Linked DNA regions of Homo sapiens: region 2 is linked to region 1. Evidence: chromatin loops called from intact Hi-C (ENCODE). Cell type or tissue: spleen. All regions are shown on one strand.

Region 1 (8,000 bases):
GATAACATTATATGTAACAAAAATTCCCCAAGTTACTCATCAGAAATCTTAGAAAGCATGAAGCACAGTATTGAGCAGAGTTGAAGACAGGTATTGGCTGTGAGAGAGAGTGAGACAGGTTTTAAAATGGGCTGAGGACTTTTATCACTATAAAGAGTAGTTTATTTCCTTTTTAATATATAATTATGTAAATTAGAGCCACTGGAATTTTTGAAATTATTAAAGAAAAACACACAAAACAGGAAAAGCTTTTTATTTAAAAACATTTGAACTTAGGAACTTTTTCTCCTGGTGATATGAATTTCCTAGGTCAGAGGACATGCCTTTTAGCCCCAAAGCATCTGTTGCTGCTATGGAAGCAAAAGAACAGTTGTCTGCACAAGAACTTATGGAAAGTGGACTGCAGATTCAGAAGTCACCAGAGCCTGAGGTTTTGTCAACTCAGGAAGACTTGTTTGACCAGAGCAATAAAACAGGTACCAAGAGTGATTTGTCGTTACAGCTCTTCTCCAAAGATCTAAACTTTTACTTTAGTTCTGAGGCTACTGGTTAAGTTACAAAGCATTTTATAGGTTTGCAGACTTGTTTGTGATATGGAAGGAAAACGTGTTTCTAGTAATTAGTGAGAAGGGCTTTTTGGGAATAATTTCCATTTAATATTTTGACATAATTTTCTCTCTTTTGGAAATGAGATGGTGAAGAATAGCTAATACAGTAAATTTAGTATTATGGATACTAGCCATTTTCTTTTTTTCTTTTTTTTTTTTTTGAGATGGAGTCTCACTCTGTCACCCAGGCTGGAGTGCAGTGGCGCAATCTCGGCTCACTGCAAGCTCCGCCTCCCGGGATCATGCCATTCTCCTGCCTCAGCCTCCCTAGTAGCTGGGACTACAGGCACCCGCCACCATGCTTGGCTAATTTTTTGTATTTTTAGTAGAGATGGGGTTTCACTGTGTTAGCCATGATGGTCTTGATCTCCTGACCTTGTGATCCGCCTGCCTTGGCCTCCCACAGTGCTGGGCTTACAGGCATGAGTCACCACACCTGGCTGCCATTTTCTGTTACATGGCTACTATGTCTTCAAATCTTCAATATGATATTAAGCCTAGGTTTTTCATATTCATCTGGGTAACAGTTTACTAACTTAATCTGTTTATTAGTTAATCTGACACAGATAGGAATTTAAAATCTAGCGGAAAGGACATAAAACTTAAAAGGATATAATTTGTTTCACACCTCTTTAACCTCCACCAATCTTTCATTCCACAGCCTCAGAGAGCTAGAAAGCTTGAGTTAATTACCAGCAAAACATATTATGTTGGTTGTAAGGCGGGAAGGGAAGAAGGCTATCTTCCTTTGCTATGCTGTGATACAGGTTGCTGTGCAAGACATTCAGAGGGTCACCGAGGAACCTTTGTTGGTCTCTTACTAAAGTTGTAAGGTTTTATTTAAGAAATTCTTTTACACTGGGATTAATATAGTTGATACTCCATCTATTGCTAAGGGGAAGGGACCAACAAGAGACTCTTCATAGTATAAAACAGTAATGGCTGCTCATAAATCCTTTTACTCCTTTGAGCAGGCCCAAATCTTGAAAACTGCTGCATTTATAACATCAAGTGTCATGTGCATTTTTTTGACTTCTCCCATCTGTATCATGGCATGAGCTTGACTTCACCTAAGGTAGACGTTGGAATAAAAGGCTCATTTGCTGTTTTTTAATAGAAGCATCACAAGAAAGAAGAGCAGCTAAGCAGAAGTATAAGGATTCTGGCTTTTATTTTATTTATTTATTTATTTTTTTGAGACGGAGTCTCCCTCTGTTGCCCAGGCTGGAGTGCAGTGGTGCAATCTCAGCTCACTGCAACCTCTGCCTAGCAGGTTCAAGTGATGCTCCTGCCTTAGCCTTCCAAGTAGCTGGGATTACAGGCGCATACCACCACGCCCAGCTAATTTTTGTATTTTTAGTAGAGATGAGGTTTCACCATGTTGGTCTGGCTAGTCTTGAACTCCTGACCTCAGATGATCCACCCGCCTCAGCCTCCCAAAGTGCTAGGATTACAGGTGTGAGCCACTGCGCCCATCCAGGATTCTGGCTTTTAATCTCCAAGCTTAGATCATGACAGAAAGGACTAAGGAACTCTTCATCAGTTCTTTATTCAAGAAGCCCATTGCGGGGGTGGTTAATGTTCACTCAAGATTTGTGCTATTGTAGTAGTCCATTCGTTGTACTATAATTAGAAAACAATTTCTGCCCTTTTGGAAATATGGAAATATGTTGGAAATATGGATATTACTCTTTGCAGTACTGAATGGTTTTTGGCAGCTCAGTAGTGTCAATCTGAGAAGTGCAACTGGAATTTCTTTTTTTCAGTATCTTCTGATGGTTGCTCTACTCCTTCAAGGGAGGAAGGTGGGTGTTCTTTGGCTTCCACTCCTGCCACCACTCTGCATCTCCTGCAGCTCTCTGGTCAGAGGTCCCTTGTTCAGGACAGTCTTTCCACGTAAGTAAGCCTAAAATAGCTTATGCCAAGGCAGTATGTGCCTGAGAGTCTTAGGCTAAGGCTGAAAGAGGCTAAACTTATCTGCTAGTCTAGAATTCTTTTTGAAACCAAATGGTAGAACCTATGCATTAGAGCTTTGGGGATGAAGAACTGTTGAAGGCAGATAAATCTGTTGTCCCATTTGAAAATTTTATAATAGTAGCCCAAACGTTTCACTAAGAAAGAAAAGGCGCAGTTATTTAGAAAATGTTACACATCCAAAACAAGCATTCTGCTCCTCTGTTTTACTTGCAATTCTTCTCATTTAATAGCAGAGGGTGGAGAATAGGTTGTTAAGTTGACAGTAGTTGGATTTCTTTATGTTAGGGCAAAGAGGTTCGCTTGTTGGTTTTTTTTGTTTAGTTTTAGTTTTCTGATGAAAATGTTCATGGTCTGACTATTATTAGGCAAAAAAATGGAATAATTTTTTTTATGTCTCAAATCTGCAAATGAATTTATTTCCTAGCACTGCTCATTTTGCTTTTAAATCATGATGTCCTTGTGTCTGATCATTCACTTTGCCCTTACTCTCTTTTTGAAAAAGTTCTTATTTTACAACAGAAATGTCTGGTGTGGGAAATAGTTATTGAAGTATTTTTGGTTCTTCCACCAGCCTCAGGTTGCTGTTGGGGAAAAGTGCTGATAAGTATTTATCTGAATGCCTTAGATATTTTTTCCTGTTAAAAAGTAAAAGCAAATACAGAAATGCAAAACTGTGGCTATGGTAAAATAACCTGTGATTCTCTCTTTATATAAAGGAATTCTTCAGATCTTGTTGCTCCTTCTCCTGATGCTTTCCGATCTACTCCTTTTATCGTTCCTAGCAGTCCCACAGAGCAAGAAGGGAGACAAGGTGAGCTCTCTTGATCTGTCTGTTGATCTCAGATTAGAAGAGGAGCAACACTTTTTCTGCCTTGCAAAATGTACTACTTCTTTGTACTTTAGAATGCTTGTGACCTACACAATTCGGTAGGACTCATGTTTGTCTAACCTTTAGGGATGTGACCTACTGTAAAGTGCTGTCCTCAGTTCTTTGCTTTTCCTTCCTTCCTTTTTTTTTTTTTTTTTTTGTCTAACCCCATTGAGAGGTGACAGCGTGCTGGCAGTCCTCACAGCCCTCGCTCGCTCTCGGCGCCTCCTCTGCCTGGGCTCCCACTTTGGCGGCACTTGAGGAGCCCTTCAGCCCACCGCTGCACTGTGGGATCCCCTTTCTGGGCTGGCCAAGGCTGGAGCCCGCTCCCTCAGCTTGCAGGGAGGCGTGCAGGGAGAGGTGCGAGCAGCAACCGGGGCTGTGCGCGGCGCTTGCGGGCCAGCTGGAGTTCCTGGTGGGTGTGGGCTTGGCGGGTCCTGCACTCGGAGCAGCCGGCCGGCCCTGCCGGCCCCCCGGGCAATGAGGGGCTTAGCACCCGGGCCAGCGGCTATGGAGGGTGTACTGGGTCCCCCAGCAGTGCTAGCCCACCGGCGCTGCGCTTGATTTCTCGCCGGGCCTTACTTAGCTGCCTTCCAGTGGGGCAGGACTCGGGACCTGCAGCCCGCCATGCCTGAGCCTTCCACCCCCTCCGTGGGCTCCTGTGTGGCTGAGCCTCCCTGATGAGCACTGCCCCCTGCTCCACGGCACCTAGTCCCATCGACCACCCAAAGGGCTGAGGAGTGCAGGAGCACGGCACAGGACTGGTAGGCAGCTCCACCTGCAGCCCCCGTGCGAGATCCACTGGGTGAAGCCAGCTGGGCTGCTGAGTCTGGTGAGGACGTGGAGAACCTTTATGTCTAGCTCAGGGATTGTAAATACACCAATCGGCACTCTGTATCTAGCTCAGGGTTTGTAAACACACCAGTCAGCACCCTGTGTCTAGCTCTGAGTTTGTGAATGCACCAATCCACACTCTGTATCTGGCTGCTCTGGTGGGACGTGGAGAACCTTTATGTCTAGCTCAGGGATTGTAAATACACCAATCGGCACTCTGTTTCTAGCTCAAGGTTTGTAAACACACCAATCAGCACCCTGTGTCTAGCTCAGGGTTTGTGAATGTACCAATGGACACTCTGTATCTAGCTACTCTGGTGGGGCCTTGGAGAACCTTTGTGTGGACACTCTGTATCTAGCTAATCTGGTGGGGACGTGGAGAACCTTTGTGTCTAGCTCAGGGATTGTAAATGCACCAATCAGCCCCCTGTCAGCACAGACCACTGGCTCTACCAATCAGCAGGATGTGGGTGGGGCTAGATAAGAGAATAAAAGCAGGCTGCCCGAGCCAGCAGTGGCAACCCGCTCGGGTCCCCTTCCACAGTGTGGAAGCTTTGTTCTTTCACTCTTTGCAATAAATCTTGCTACTGCTCACTCTTTGGGTCCACGCTGCTTTTATGAGCTGTAACACTCACTGCGAGGTCTGTAGCTTCACTCCTAAAGCCAGCGAGACCACGAGCCCACTGGGAGGAACGAACAACTCTAGACGCGCTGCCTTAAGAGCTGTAATACTCACCGCGAAGGTCTGCAGCTTCACTCCTGAACCAGCGAGACCACGAACCCACCAGAAGGAAGAAACTCCGAACACATCTGAACATCAGAAGGGACAGACTCGAGACGCGCCACCTTAAGAGCTGTAACTCTCACCGTGAGGGTCCGCGGCTTCATTCTTGACGTCAGTGAGACCAAGAACCCACCAATTCTGGACACACCATCCCCCATTCTTTGCTTTTCTAGCACTAATTCTATTGAGATTTCTGTATTGGCTCAATTTTTAAAAAGGCTCTGAAGGAAAAATTTTTGTTTTTAAAGTTGAACTGAAATGAATTAGTATGGGGAAGAACTGGACTTATTAATAATGGCCTACTTGTTTCTAGCAACACGTGAACACATTTCTGGTGAGAAGGAACCAGCAATTGTTTCTTGTGGTCCTTATAGGTTATTTTTGCTATTAAAATAGTTTTAGCATAAGAATGGTTAAGAGTAGGTGGTAAAAATTTTAACTTCATTCATTTACTCCTTTGACGACTTAGAGATTTTATATTACTTTATTCACAAGAAAGCTTTCCTTTTCACTTACCTAATTTATCTCATTATTTAAGCTTCTTTTGCTCTGACCTAGTCTCCTATCCAGTCATTCAAGATGTTTCTAAGTTCTTACGATTTCTACAAAGCTTTTTCTAATAAATTCTATGATTTTCATCTTTTCACTCTTTCATATACAAGTAATGGTATAATAGTTTTATTTATTGAGCACTTAGTATAGGCAAGGCATTGTTCTAAGGGCATTTCTGTGGTTTTTCTCATTGAATCCTCACAAACATCCTAAGAAGGAGGTGTTATTTTTATCCCCATTTTACAGATGAGGAAATGGAGGCATAGAGAGATTTTTCAACTAATGAGATGTAGAAGCAGAATTTGAACTCAGGCAGCTGCCTCCAGAGCCTGTGCCTTCATCTGTCATGTATATGCCTCCTATTATATCCTTTCTCTGCTCTTGAGTAACATAAAACATAGACATTTAACAGTTTTTCAAATGTAATTTATCAGTGATAGAATTTGATCTTAGGCTTTCTTCTGCTACAAAGTTTGTCTCTGGCTGTTTCTCTTAAAATCAGTTGTAGGTATCCAAATTGACTAATATCAATCTAAGCATAACATGATTAGTGACTGATATCAATCTAAGTATAACATGATTAGGTGAATTAATTCTACAAAAACCCAGGTAATACAAGTGAAGTTTGGTTAATTCTTAAAACAGTTTCTTTTATCTTTTATCTGTAGTGTGAACATTGAAAAAATATAAAAATAATTATATTAAATATACTTTCTCAGGCTGGGCACGGTGTCTCACACCTGTAATCCCAATACTTTGGGAGGCCAAGGTGGGCAGATCACCTGAGGTCAGGAGTTTGAGACCAGCCTGGCCACCATGGTGAAACCCCATCTCTACTAAAAATATAAAAAATTAACTGGGTGTGGTGGCGGGTGCCTGTAATCCCAGCTACTCAGGAGGCTGAGGCAGGAGAATCACTTGAACCTGGGAGGCGGAGGTTGCAGTGAGCCAAGGTGGCACCACTGCGTCGCAGCCTGGACAACAGAGCGAGACCCTGTCTCAAAAAAAAAAAAGCTTTCTCCCTGATTGTAAACAGTCAATATTTATTGTAGAAAGTTTGTTAAGTATATAGGAAATTAATGAAAATAAAAATCACCTGTGATACTACACTCCAGATATAGCTACAACTAGTATATTTGGATATATTTCAGTTTTCAATGCATAAAGTAGTTTTACATAATTGGCATGTTGTGTATATGACTCAGTTTTTTTTTTTTATGTAACAGTGTATTTTCCCTTGTCAGTTATATTTTAGATTTAATGCATTTGCTTAATATGTATGTACATCAGTGTTTGTGAAACTATATGTGCTTTTTGTATTTATTTGTTTTTTTGCTTTTCTCTTAACCTAAAGCCTTTTTTGTATGTAGTGCCTATAACAGCAGGTTTTTAATGTGCTTTGTCATGGCAAGAAAGTTCAAAAGGTGCAACAAAAATACTTAGCACAGCTATGGTAGTATATTAAAGGCCTGTAGCACTGGATCCCAAATTAGGTGTAGACTGGTAAGGTTGAGACTAAGCTAAGCAGCAAAGCTGGGTATTGAGGTTGCAGTTTGGGTAGCTGGTAGCATGAATGTGAATTATGGGGAAAAGGTAAATGTTGTTAGTAGTTTGTGAGTGGTCTAGAGGAAGCCTGGTTGGGGTCAAGTTGTAAGATAGGGGATACAAATGATGAATCAAATACTTAGCTAGCTGGGCTGACTCCAAGCAAGTTCCTGATAGCCTACAGGTGGGTAGTATACTATGGGAAAGCAGTGTTTTGTGTTTTGTGTGTGTGTGTTCCCTCCTAATGTGTGTCAGGATTAGTGTCTTCTCTTTCTTAGTTCTTTGATAAATCAGTGCTGATTGGCATTGATAGATTTTTTTTCTTCATCTGTATTTGTACAGGCATCCATCTCTCTGCAGTTAGCAATTGTTAATGCAAATATAATCAGTTCGTAAATATGAATTATAGATACTGTATTTACCTAAAGTGGTGACAAATTCACTGTCTTTCAAGGCCTGTGGTAGAATATATGATGGTTAAATTAGGTACCAGTAGTTTGGGCTTTTCTACAGGAAATGTGAAAAACTGAGCTATAAAATCAGGAAAGGAGCCAAGTTAATTTAACATTTTTTATGAATGGGTGGGTAGCCCCAGATGCATCCAGTTTTGATCTATACCTAAAAATAGGAGCTTGGACTGCTCCGCCAACCAAAGGAAGTATTGGTAGATTGCTAGGACCCAGTCTACTATTATTCTGTCAGCTTTTCTGAAAAATTACGTCACTATTTTTTTAGAGTGAAAATGTCTGTAGTGTAATTGTTCTTAGTGGTTTTGGAACATGAGTAATATTGATGAGTGATATTTCTCAATTTGTTTCTCCTGTTTTAAACC
Region 2 (8,000 bases), 58 kb after region 1:
TTTTCTCTTCCAGCATCCAACATTGCATTTAGTCATCACATACCCTTTGGTCTGCTCTGATTTGTGGCAATTTCTCAGTCTTTTGTTTTTCATGACCTTGACAGTTTTGGGGAGTCCTGGTCAGGTATTTTGTGGAATGTCCCTCCATTTGGATTTGTCTAATATTTTCTCATTAGACTGGAGTTATGGGATATTTTAAAAATAATGCCACATAGATGGGTGGGTGTGGTAGCTCATGCCTGTAATTCCAGCACTTTGGGAGGCCAAAGCAGGGGGATCACTTGAGGTCAGGAGTTTGAGACCAGGCTGAAACATAGTGAGACCCTGTCTCTCAAAAAAAAAAAAAAAAAAAAAAAAAAAAGGAACATAAATTAGCTGGGCATGGGGGCACATGCTTGTTGTCGTAGCTACTCAGGAGGATGAGGCAGGCGGATTGCTTAAGCTCAGGAGTTTGAGTCCACAGTGAGCTATGATCATGACACTGCACTCCAGCCTGGGAAACAGTGAGACCCTGTCTCTTAAAAAAAAATATGCCACAGAGGTGAAATGCCCTTCTCATGTTATCATATAAGGACCTGGGAAGGTTTGTGATGTATCCACATGACATCACTGATGCAGGATGTTAATCTTCATCACTGGTTAAGGTTGTATTTGCCAGATTTCTTCACTTTTTTTTGAAACAGTCTCACTCACTCTGTTTCCCAGGCTAGAGTGCAGTGGCGCAATCTAGGCTCACTGCAACCTCTAGCTTCCGGGTACAAGTGAGTCTCCTGCCTCAGTCTCCTGAGTAGCTAGGATTACAGGTGTGCCCCACCAGACCCGGCTAATTTTTGTATTTTTAGTGGGGATGGCATTTCGCCATATTGGCCAGGCTGGTCTCAAACTCCTGAGCTCAGGTGATCTACCTGCCTTGGCCTCCCAAAATGCTGGGTTTGCAGGCGTGAGCCACTGCAAGAGAGGGACAGGTGGCCTTCTCTAAAGTTAGTGTTTTTCCCTTTCCATACTCTCTTCTTTTTTAAAGCTTAGCTACCTGCTTTGATTGGAACCCAGTAGGTGATATTGAGATATTTTTGCTTAGGGAGAAGTTTTTAGTGCTGTGTCTGTATGACTGCACATCTACCACTTATTCTCTGGTTTGAAGAACAGTGCCTTTTTATTTTTGAAGTAGGTAATATTGGTGATAGTGAGAGGTTTATGCTTGTGGTTATGCTTGTTGTTATTGTTTCATGTGCTAGTTCTTTGAATATATTGTCTCCTTTCTATGGAAATAATTTGAAGATACCTATTTGTGTTGAGTTTGTCATTTAAAAACATCTTTCTGAGGACTTTTTGAACATGGATTGGCATATAATGGGGGAAAATGGCTTTCTTTCTATCTTTTTTTTTTTTTTTGAGACACAGTTTCACTCTGCCTCCTAGACTGGAGTGCAGTGAGTGGCGTGATCTTGGCTCACTGCAACCTCTGCCTCCTGGGTTCAAGTGTTTCTCGTGCCTCAGCCTCCCGAGTAGCTGGGTTTACAGGCACGCACCACCACACCTGGCTAATTTTTTTTTGTGTTTTTCGTAGAGATGGGGTTTCGCCACATTGGCCAGGCTGGTCTCGAACTCCCAACCTCAACTTATCTGCCTGCCTCAGCCTCCCAAAGTGCTGGGATTACAGACGTGAGCCACCATGCCCAGCCAAAAAATGGATTTTTTTTTTTTTTTTTTTTTTTTTAAAAACAGAGCCTTGCTCTGTCGCCCAGGCTGGAGTGCAATGGCACGATCTTGGCTCACTGCAACCTCCGCCTCTGGTGTTCAAGTGATTCTCTTGCCTCAGCCTCCCAAGTAGCTGGGATTACAGGTGCATGCCACAACACCTGGTTAATCTTTGTATTTTTAGTAGAGACAGGGCTTTGCCATCTTGGTCAGGCTGGTCTTGAATTCCTGACCTCAAGCCATCCACCCGCCCCAGCCTCCCAAAGTGCTGGGATTACAGTAGTGAGCCACTGCTCCCGGCTGGAAAAATGGCTTTCTGTTGGAGTCCATCCAGGCTTCTCTTGTATTTGGAATCCTCTGAGTAATTGTTGTTTGCCCTTTGTTCATTATTAAATGGGCCACTTCACCTTCTAGTTCTGGATAACATTGTTAGCTATATATGGGATCAGTTGGGAGTAGCACATGGATTGGGGTCTTTTATTGTGACTCATAGTTTGTATGTATCAAATGCATTCGTTCTTCTTTCAGGTGTAAAGCTACTCTTAGGGGTTCATATTTGGCCTTTTAAAGACGGAGTTCTGTAACAAGAGTGAACTGTGGCATCAAGGTGTGGGGATTCTGTGTCCCATTTCTTGAGGCTGTTTGCTCATGTCAACACTAGACTACTTCTAGTTCTAGTAGCTCTTCATTAGTGTGAAGTATATTGTTGGCCTTGGGCTTCTTTGTGTTTTTGAGGGAGTCTTTGTGACTTAGTTTGGGGATAGAGATTTAAGCTAGGAGATGAACAAGTAAGGGAAAAGGGAGTGATTCCACAGGATAGATAGAGAACCAAGGCTTGCTTTCTCTGTGTTATTTTCCTTGGGTGGGGTAGGCTCTGGGTTTCTTTTAGCTCTTCATTCAAGCATAGGCTAATGGGTGAGAAGAAATTGGACCCTTCTGTTTATAGGAATGAAAAAATATTCATAGTAATGCCTTGTTTTTGTATTGTATATGTGTGTGGGGGTGGGGGGGTGTGTATCTATAGCTATAGTATGTGTGTGTGTTGTAAATTGTTTATTCATTGATAGGAAGAAGTGTTCTTTTTCACAGGCTTAGTAATGGGTCCTGCCCAAGATCACACAGCTTGGTGGCAGCAGAATTAGGCCTAGGCTCAGTTCTCCTGAATTATAGCTTAGTTTCCTTTTACATCCCACATTTTGTTCCTTTTAACATAAAGGCCTTATCAGGTTTTGAATCAGAGCAGGAAAGTAGATAATAGAGAGGAAGATTAGGTAGGAGAGGCAGGATCTGTTTTTTCCTTTCTTTGCTCTCTAATTTTGCTACACACACAGAGAGAAAACACACACATGCTGTCTCTCTTAGAATGATGTCATTTTTCACCTACAGCTTAACTCAAGACTTACTACTCAGCCTCCCAGGGAACCAAGAAGGAAATGTTTAGAAGTTATAATGGAATTGTTAGGAAACCACATGCCATTTCACTTCACGGAAATCATTTGAACCACCAGCAATCCACAATGGCTGTCTTTGGGAAGCTTTATTTTATAACTAAAGGCTACCTTCTGTCAAGAAACTTTCCTTGTCCTAATCCCAGTGTAGTAGCTACATATATCCTAAGTGTTACTGTTTGGGATTGACAACTGGAATTTTGTTAAGTCCTAACTTCAGTCCACTGTTGGATCTCTAAATTCCCTAACTCAGGCCTGCTTTACAGAGCCCTTGTGAGAGGGTGCTAAGGAGCCTAAGACAACAGCAAGCTTCTTTTATGCTTTCCACCCCCCAGGAGTGGTGAAAGGACATAGGAAGGAGTCTGGGGAACTGTACTACAGCATTGAAAAAGAAGGCCAAAGAAAGTGGTATAAGCGAATGGCTGTCATCCTGTCCTTGGAGCAAGGAAACAGACTGAGAGAGCAGTATGGGCTTGGCCCCTATGAAGCAGTAACACCTCTTACAAAGGCAGCAGATATCAGCTTAGGTAAGACTTTTGCTTCCTGAACAGCTGCTTTTGGGCTCCTGTTCTGCTTACAGTGGGAGGAGATTCTGGACCTGTCAGTAATGTTTCCCTAACTTTTATTATTCCTATGTGTGGCTTCTCAGATGGTGGATGAGCTGTCATTTTCTAGAGCTGCTGCCTTACCTGTTTCCTTCTTAGTACCAAACAGAAAGTCCTTAGGGTTTTTCTGGCCTCCTCAGTTCTATAGGGGACTAAACACATTTCAGTCATGGCAAAGACTAGATAAAAAATATGGCCTTAAAAAGAAGCTTCTTGGCCTCATGGGAAGTGGGGGAAGGAACACTGTGGTGTCTGAATCAGGGTCTGCCCAGTTTCTTGGAGTTCAGGGCCTCATACCATAGAGTTTGACCAACCTGTTTGGCTTATCCTGCCATAGACAATTTGGTGGAAGGGAAGCGGAAACGGCGCAGTAACGTCAGCTCCCCAGCCACCCCTACTGCCTCCAGTAGCAGCAGCACAACCCCTACCCGAAAGATCACAGAAAGTCCTCGTGCCTCCATGGGAGTTCTCTCAGGCAAAAGAAAACTTATCACTTCTGAAGAGGAACGGTCCCCTGCCAAGCGAGGTCGCAAGTCTGCCACAGTAAAACCTGGTAAGTGCTCCTTTTTGCCTCATTCTTCCTTCAGACCATGGCAGAATGCAGGGTCAGCTGCTGGAAAAATGGAGCTTAATATGTGGCAGTGGCCCTTCTGTCCTGCTATAAAGTCGGGGTCCTGCCCAAGCCCACAGGTGATATTCAGGGACAGCTCACTGTATCCCTCCTCCCCCATCCCCTACAGACTCTAGTGCGGGTAGATAGCAAGGCCAGAATTAGCTGAGTGTGGTGGCGGGCGCCTGTAATACCAGCTACTGGGGAGGCTGAGGTGGGAGAATCGCTTGAACCCAGGAAGGCGGAGGTTGCAGTGAGCCGAAATTGCACCATTGCACTCCAGCCTGGGCAACAAGAGTGAAACTTGGTCTCCAGAAAAAAAAAAAAAAAAAAAGAAGGCCAGGACTTGATCACACCATTCTTTGACTACTGTGTGGGTTCTAGGAGGGAAAGGAGAAGTATTGAAATGTAAGCAGATTCAAAATAGGTGTAATTTCTCTTTGCCTGCACCATCTTCTTCCTGGAAATTCTGCTCCCCTCTCTCTTGTGCTTAGGCCCTCTAGCTTTCTCAGACTTCCTATTGAAACATGGCTGGGCATGGTGGCTCACACCTGTAGTCCCAGCACTTTGGGAGGCCGAGGTTGGGGGATCACTTGAGGTCAGGAGTTCAAGACCAGCCTGGCCAACCTGGCAAAACCCCATCTCTACTAAAAATACAAAAAAAGTAGCTATGAGTGGTGGCACATGCCTGTAGTCCCAGCTTCTCCGGAGGCTGAGGCAGTAGAATCATTTGAACCTGGGAGGCAGAGGTTGCAGTGAGCCGAGATCACGCCACGGCACTCCATCCTGGGTGACAGAGTGAGACTCCATCAAAAAAAAAAAAAGTCATATTTCAGTATGCTCTTCCCTCTCCCCATTATCCCCGAAACAACCCCTTTCCAGTCCCTAGCATTCAATAATTAAGAAAGGAGTTCATTCCATCTGTTGTTCATTGAGTCCCTACTGTGACCCAGGCCCAGCTGCTATGGGTTCAGGAGATTACAGAGGTAAAATCAGTCTATTCCCTTTTGGAACTTTCTCAGGCTAGCAAACTGATGAAACTCCATTGATTGTTACATTGTCCTGGCACCAGAGCTTCTTTTGTTTCCTATGTATTTGAATTGTGTCATCTCCTTATCTACCCAACTGCTGCTGTGTTTCAGGGTATTTAAAAACAATAGTTCATTGAATATTTACTGTATGAGGCATAGCACTCAGTACTTCACACATAATACCTCACATACAATCCTTATGAAGTATAGGTGCTAGAAGGAGTTTTCCAGTTGAAGACTTTGAGGCACAGAAAAGTTGGCTAACTTTCCCAAGATGACAAAGTAAGCCAGGATTCAAACTTTGGTGGTCTTCACTTCTAATTCCAGCCTCGTTCATATAACGTCATATTGCCTCTGAGACTGTTTTCTTGCTCCTGGTTTTATTTTAGGGAGGCATGCATGACCTGTCTGTCATCTTAGCCTCCTAATGAACCTACGATTCAGCTTCTCCAGGTCAGGTATCTGTTTTTTTTCTCAAGGACTTATTGGGGGCACTCTTGGCATGGGTGTTCTGGCTGGCTGGTTCACTTACTTACCCAGGTGTTGAAAACTAATTCAGTTGAGGCAGGCTATTTTGATGTGGCACCATCTATGTGTAAAAACACTTTATTACCAAGTATTCTCTGCACCATTCTGGTGACGGTCAGTGATGGGGTGGGAGGATCTATCTACAAGGGGCATTTCTTGATAATAAAAAAGTGTTGGGTTTTTTTTTTTTTCCAAAGGCTGCTTCAAAATATCTCATACCCTGGGGGAAATCAGAGCACGGGACAGAGAAAGTGGGCTGAAGATTTCCAAACATTTTTCACTCTCACCTACTATTTCTTTGTATTAGAACCACCTCTTTCTTCAGATGACCTCAGAAGTATTTGGTGTGGCTATATGAAAACAATACTTGGTTAATTTTCATTTATGAAAACACTGTATACATTATCATGACTGTGTAAAATTTAAATATGTAAATTTCTCTTTGTTGTAAATTTTATCCTAGGCTGTCGGCCATTTAGAATGGTTGGCCATTGGAATGGTCTTTGGTTTCTGGCTCAGATAAGTTCATCAGGACAGTGCCTGCCCATCAGGTCATGCTTGGTGCTGGGGCCTTTTGGTGTTAAGGCTTTTGCTGAGGCAATGGTGTGTATCCCTCTAGTAACTGTGCCCCTGTCCTTCCCAGGTGCAGTAGGGGCAGGAGAGTTTGTGAGCCCCTGTGAGAGTGGAGACAACACCGGTGAACCCTCTGCCCTGGAAGAGCAGAGAGGGCCTTTGCCTCTCAACAAGACCTTGTTTCTGGGCTACGCATTTCTCCTTACCATGGCCACAACCAGTGACAAGTTGGCCAGCCGCTCCAAACTGCCAGATGGTCCTACAGGAAGCAGTGAAGAAGAGGAGGGTAAGGCCTTAGGAAGCCCTGGGAGCTCTGACACATAGGCACTTCTTTCTTTTCCAGTCACTTATGAGCTGGTGGTCCCCCTGTTGTATGTAGAGGAGGCAAGGCAAGTAGCAACTGGGATCTTGGTCACAGAAATTACTCTGTATCCTGCTTTTTAACAGTTTCTAGACTGTTTTCACAAAATTCCTCTCAGTGAGTGGTTCCTGAAAACAATCCTGTGAGGCAGATGGGAGATAGATCTTATCTATTTTATGGATGAGGAAACAAGTTTGGAGAGGTTAAAGGTTAAATAATTGTGTTTTTTTTGTCCACAATAATGACAAACCTGTGACTAGAGCTCTGTCATTTTAGCCTACTGCAACCATCCAAGTCAATCAGGTCTGAATGCCCTGCCATCTTCCCCATTTGCGTTCTATGGGCATCTGCTAGAGCAAACCCATGTGGAGGGTAAGGTTCATTCTCCTGAGGTCTAAGACTGGGACTGTGGGGTGCCTGGTTCCTCAGGGTGATTGCAAAGAAACAGCTTCTAGGCCTTTTCAACTCTTATACCTCTCTTTAACCTTAAATTAAATCTGTACATTGCATTTATTTCTGTGTTGTCTGTTAGTTTTTGAAGGAAGGCTGCAGTGGGTAGAGGTCTGAAAAATGAGTGATCTAGGAGAGGGAATGAGCAGATATAAATGTATACACTGTAAATGTGACTGACAGCAGTATCTGAATGTGTCTGTAAAGGCTAAAGGTCCAGATGGAATGATGTTGTACAAGTTAGAGTTCTGACTAATGTTGTCTTGCAAGAGGGAATTGAATTAGGCAACATGGTTGTCATAATTTGCACCACTGGACATCTGTGAGGGTTGGCATTTCAGGTGTGTGGATGACTCTTTCCTAATTAACCAAAACTATATCTCACCGACTGCAGCCATGTGTAGATATGTACAAGGACATGGAAGGGATGATCAGGGGCAGGCTTTGGTTTGGGAGAGTTGGGCTGTGGGAGTGAGTAGATGTGGTGTGGTGGGATTTCAAGGTCCAGTGTTTGCAACACCTAGCTTGTCAAACAATCAGATAGGCACAGTGGGAATAAGGTATTTGAAGAGTTTCCTGGACAGGAAAATTGGGAGTCTTTTGAGGATTCTGCATAGAGGTGTGTCATGGCATTAAAACAGTGGTCATGGTCATGGGTTTTTTTTTCCCCCTTTTACAATATTGCTGGACTTGAAA

The links. Peaks named below come from ENCODE experiments on the same cell type or tissue, not always from the same donor. Only the 100,000 strongest peaks of a DNase experiment are listed, where the experiment ranks them.
Region 2: a loop joins it to region 1, with 5 times the contacts of the local background. A loop is called at or near these places in 3 of 110 quality-filtered maps.

Annotation. Positions count from the first base shown.
Region 1 is chr15:43,470,069-43,478,068 of GRCh38, reverse strand. It overlaps TP53BP1 (tumor protein p53 binding protein 1), which reads left to right. Exons shown (of 28, transcript NM_001141980.3): 8 at 310-476; 9 at 2,375-2,504; 10 at 3,302-3,396. Among named protein-coding and RNA genes, the nearest start is that of TP53BP1, 19 kb to the left of the region's middle. RefSeq lists a silencer at 624-865. In spleen, no CTCF peak of the experiment used is centred here; no DNase peak of the experiment used is centred here.
Region 2 is chr15:43,411,898-43,419,897 of GRCh38, reverse strand. It overlaps TP53BP1 (tumor protein p53 binding protein 1), which reads left to right. Exons shown (of 28, transcript NM_001141980.3): 22 at 3,482-3,673; 23 at 4,089-4,304; 24 at 6,564-6,779. Among named protein-coding and RNA genes, the nearest start is that of TUBGCP4, 45 kb to the right of the region's middle. In spleen, no CTCF peak of the experiment used is centred here; no DNase peak of the experiment used is centred here; H3K27ac peaks cover 1,725 bases.